Regions from separate parts of the Homo sapiens genome. Here region 2 is linked to region 1. A link is a loop called in an ENCODE intact Hi-C map of the cell type or tissue named here. Cell type or tissue: dorsolateral prefrontal cortex. All regions are shown on one strand.

What was found. Hi-C counts contacts between places; a loop is a spot of excess contacts. Peaks named below come from ENCODE experiments on the same cell type or tissue, not always from the same donor. Only the 100,000 strongest peaks of a DNase experiment are listed, where the experiment ranks them.
Region 2: it touches region 1 in a loop (5-fold over the local background); 14 of 110 quality-filtered maps call a loop at or near these places.

The regions. Positions count from the first base shown.
Region 1 is chr11:134,867,746-134,870,245 of GRCh38, forward strand. No RefSeq gene overlaps it. Among named protein-coding and RNA genes, the nearest start is that of LINC02697, 82 kb to the right of the region's middle. In dorsolateral prefrontal cortex, CTCF peaks have their summits at 1,030 and 1,230; a DNase peak (open chromatin) is centred at 996; H3K27ac peaks cover 446 bases.
Region 2 is chr11:134,358,896-134,361,395 of GRCh38, forward strand. GLB1L2 (galactosidase beta 1 like 2) reads left to right here. Exons shown (of 19, transcript NM_001370461.1): 7 at 165-246. Among named protein-coding and RNA genes, the nearest start is that of GLB1L2, 28 kb to the left of the region's middle. RefSeq lists an enhancer at 1-345. In dorsolateral prefrontal cortex, CTCF peaks have their summits at 1,552 (motif pointing right) and 1,758 (motif pointing left); a DNase peak (open chromatin) is centred at 1,566.

The DNA of each region.
Region 1 (2,500 bases):
TGTGCGTGTAGCTCTATGCAGGTAGATCTGGGTGAAAGCAACGGTGCAAAGTGGCTTCTGCCCTTCCAAGCTTTGGCAACTCAGCAGGGAGGTGCTGGTTCCTTCTCCCACCTACGCTCCCTGTCAGGGCTGATCCTCAGTAATGGGCAGTGTGGTCCTCGCTTTTTCACCTGTTATCTGTCACCGACAGCAGCAAATCAGGCAAGGGCTGTGCAGAGCCCACACAGGGAGCATGGCAGAGCAGCGGCCCTGAGGCTGCAGGATGGAGCCAACGCATCTCTCAGTTAAGAGCCAGGGGTCTGGGTTCCTTTCCACCTTTGCACCATCAAGCGGTGTGGCCTCTTACAAACCCTCAGTGCTGGTATCCTTGGTCCCTTCTGATTGCCACAAAGGGTCAGGAGTGGGGGCTGGACCACAATGAGAAAGTCCCTTCAAATTGTGACCATTTGTGGTTGAACTGTGTGACTTACAGCACGGAGATTCTGAGTCGCTTTGATAGGAGCTAGAGTTTCAAGGTTAAAAACAAGGTGAGTACAATATTGAGATAAGTAGATTCTAGATTCACCCTTGGAGACTGGCACAGTTTGTAGGTGTGGAGGAATGGGAACACAGCCCTGAGATCGAAGATGAACAAAAGGGAATAATCCAAGAGGAAAAGCTCAGAGGGTGGGTAGGTGTGGGGACAGGAGAGGCAGGACCAGCCCTGAAGAGCACAAGTAAATGTGGCCTGTCCTCGTCTGGAGCTGCTGAACACCCCGAGACACTGAGAGGGGAGGGGTGAGGTCACCTCCCCTTCCCAGGCCTGTGTGTGGGTCTCTCTCTCTGTGACACACACACACACACACACACACACACACACACACACACGCACGCACAGCATGAGGTATGCACATGGTCTCAGCTGACATCTGAAAGCATGGGAGTGCTTTATCTGCGCTGAGATCTCTCCCGCCGTCTTCCTGGGAGAGGAGGAACGGGTGCTTTACCACAGCCGAGCGTTAGGGGGCGCCAGAGGAGCTGATATCGGACTTGCTTAGAGGAAGATTTAGAAATGATTTTTGCTCAGAAAGGAAAAGCCGGGAGCATAAACACATCAAAAGGCCTCTGCAGCTGTGCTCCCTGCTAGCGAGGGGCTGGCCCTGGCTGAGTCCTCTGGTGGCTGTTGGAGATTTCCAGCCTGCCTCAAAGGGCCGTGCTTCTGCTCCAGCGCCAGGAGCCAAGGCTAGCCCAAGGTCATACAGATTTTTTTCCTGTTTTCTTCTCAAAGTTTTATAATTTTTGATTTTACATTTATTTCTATGATCTACTGTGAATCAAGTTTTGTATATGGTGTGATAAAGCTCATTTAATACATAACGAATTGTCTCAGCACTGTTTGTTAAAAAATACTCTTTTTTTTTTTCTGCTGAAACGCCTTTGTACTTTTGTGGAAAATTAATTGTGTATATATACTTGGGTCTATTTCTGGCCCCCCTAGTTTCTTCCCATGGGTCTATTTATTATCTGCATTTATGACAAGATCACACTGGTTTGAGTATTGCAGTTTTATAGTAAGTTTTGAATCAGATGTTAGGCCTTTAACTTTGTCTGTTGTACTTTCTGATAAATTTTAAAATGATGTTATTACGCATATATTCAGTAGTTTGATTTAGCTGTTCCACAATGTATATACATTTATCAATCTTCTTGTACACCACAAATATTTATAAATTTTGTCAATTGAAAAAATAAACAAAAATGTAAAACAAATTATTTAATGAATTTCTTAAACAATATTTCTGGGACTTGGAATTGCATCAAATATATAGATCAATTTGGGCATATTTGGTAAGATTATTGGGTCTTATGACCTATGGACATGGTGTATTTTCTCTGTTACTTAGGCTTTTTATTTTCACTCAGCATTACTTTATAGTTTTCGGTGTATAGGTGTTGCATGTCTTTGCCTTACTTGATGCTAAATATTCCTACTTTTTATCTTATTCTAAAGTGTATTCTAAGCATTTCAAGTTCCAAATATCGTTTGTAAGTATTACAGAATAAAGTTTATTTTTTGACATGAATACATGCTTTCAGATAGGCTTTATTTTTTAGAACAGTTTTAGATTTACCAAAAAATTGAGAGGGTAATATAGAGTCCCCTACCCCCGCACCCAGGTTCTCCTATTGTAAATATCTTACATTAGCATGGACAGTTGTCACAACTGATGGGCCTATGCTGATGCAGTAACTAAAATCCACACTCCATTCCAGTTTCTTTCATTTTCCCCTAACGCCCTCCCCCGTTTCAAGATCCCATGCGGAATCCTAGGTTACTTTCAGTCGTCATGTCTTCCTGGCCTCACTTGGCTATGAGTGGCTCAGGCTTCCATTGTCTTGGACAATCTTGACAGTTTTGAGGGCTACTCAGGTGTTCTATAGAGTGTCCCTCACCTGGGATTTGTCTGATGTTTTCCTTATGGCTAGACAGGGGTTATATATTTTTGGGAGGAAGGGGGAT
Region 2 (2,500 bases), 510 kb before region 1:
GCCGGTGCAGATGGCAGGAGACTTTTCTGTTTTTGGCAGAGAAATAAACGCTTTATTTGTCATCTCTCCTTCTAGCTCTTCAGGCTACCCAACTGCAGCTGTGTGTCACTGCAGAAGCTCTAAGGAGCCAGGGCAGACGAGGGCTTGTCTCATTTCCCCCACAGGCACTGGAGGACCGTGGCATTGTGGAACTGCTCCTGACTTCAGACAACAAGGATGGGCTGAGCAAGGGGATTGTCCAGGGAGGTAACTGCACTTGTGTTGGGCCGTGGGGGCTGGCGGCGGCCCTGGGCTGGCTGTGCACGCTCCCGCTGTGGGACTGCGACCCAAGTAGGAGTTTCTCTGGTGCCTGTTATTCTCCCGTGCATATGGCACTGGGCTGCAGACACCCTTGGGTTCCATGAGTGGGGAGGGTCTGTGTGAGAGATTGTGGTGCGTGGCTGGCTGGGTGGCTGTTCTCCTGCCCTGCTGGGCACTCGGGCTCCAAGGGCACTCTGCAGATGACTGCTTCACGTGCGGGCTTCCTGTTTTCAGAACATCGCAGCTCCGTTCTTCCCAGCTGCATGGGCCCCGAACCTGGTAGTGACTGTGAGCTCCTCTCCATTCCGCCTGGCACCTAAGCCATTGTTTGCTTTATCTCCCAGTGCTCCTGGAATCCCTACAGGCCTAAGCAGTTGCCTGCTAGCAGCACCCCTGGCCTGCATTGCTGCAGTAGCATTTTCACTGTTGACTCCATAATGTGTTCTCAGCATATCAGCCTCCGTGTGCCTCTGAAAATGTCGTCCAGATTACCCTATCCTGCTGAACGCCAGGCATCTCTGTCACACTCAGAGTGAAGCGCAGGTTCTGGGAATGACCTCGAAAGGCCTCTCCACTTGGCCTCCAGGACCTAGCTGAGCTCACCTCCTGCTCCTTCCCTTTGCTCACACCGTTTCACCCTCTTTACTGTTCCTCCAACATCCAGATCCCCAGCCTGGGGGGCTTTGCTCTTCTTCCAGAGAGCTACATGGCTGTTCTCCGAAGTTAGCGAGGCTTTCTGTAGCACCACACTTGAAATTGAACTTCTTCCTTCGTGGGGCTCACTCAATCCTTCTCCCTGCTTTCTTTTCGCCCTCTCACCTTCCAGGTAGTTTATTTATGTCATTCATCTGTTTCACCCAGCAGTACTCTTGGCGGGGCTTGGGCTTTGGCTGGTTCAGGCTGTGCTCAGGGGCCCAGGCGTGGTTTGTGGCCTTGGTGAGCATAGCGCCCTCCCATCGTTGCAGCGGGGCCCTTCCTGTGGCCTCCTGCACCCGTGCTTGTGTCTGCTCTGGCACATTCCACGCTTTCTTTTCTTTCTTTTGCATTTCCTTCCACAGACCGAGCTGCTGGAAGATCTCTCTATATCCCTGCAGCAGCGCCTAGCTGGCACCCAGGGAGTGAAGGTCCATGAATGGCGAGGAAAAGGCTTTTGTCCCCAGGCAGAGTCAGTCAAGGACCCAGACCTCGTGTCTCCGGCATGGGGAGGACCAGCAGTGATCCCCACGGCTTCCACGCGGTGGCGCCGTCTCCCCACGGCTGCTTCCAAGGCCTGCTCCGGGCTCCGCAGGGCTGTGGCTGTGTTGGGAGACTCCTGGTGCTGGAGCACGTTTTAGCGCTTGGCGGCCTCCCGGTTTCAGGCCTTGCAAGGAAGCCCGGGAGCCGCCACTGCTTTTCCCTGTGGCCCTCCCACCTCCAGGCACCCACCTGCGTGCCCCTGTTGCCACCTGCTGCCCGGAATAACTTCTTTTTTTTTTTTTTAATTAAAAAAATTAAATGGTCTAAAAGTGAAATAATCGAAAATGTTGGTAGAGAAATACAGTGTTGCCTACTCTTCGTTACATTCTCCAGAAATGACCATTTTCAACTCTTTGACTTTTTCTTTGGATATTTTCCTTCTTATTTCCAAATACTGTGAACATACAGCCCTGCATCGTTTGCTTTAAAAGTTCTGCCTATTGGCCGGGCAGTGGCTCAGGCCTGTCATCCCAGCGCTGTGGGAGGCCGAGGCGGGCGGATCATGAGGTCAGGAGATCGAGACCAGCCTGCCCAACATGGCGAAACCCTGTCTCTACTGAAAATACAAAAAATTAGCCGGGTGTGGTGGCGGGCACCTGTAGTCCCAGCTACTCGGGAGCTGAGGCAGGAGAATCCGTGAACCCGGGTGGCGGAGTTTGCAGTGAGCCGAGATTGCACCACTGCACTCCAGCCTGGACGACAGAGCAAGACTCCGTCTCAAAAAAAAAACAAAAAACAAAAAACATTATCCGAGCGTGGTGGCGGGTGCCTGTAATCCCAGCTACTTGGGAGGCTGAGGCAGGAGAATTGCTTGAATGTGAGAGGCAGAGGTTGCAGTGAGCCCCGATGGTACCCCTGCACTCTAGCCTGGGTGACAAGAGCAAAACTCCGTTAAAAAAAAAAATTCTGCCTATTGACTTCTTGTTCCAGTAGGTGATGAGTGTTCTTTCCTGCCAGCATGGCT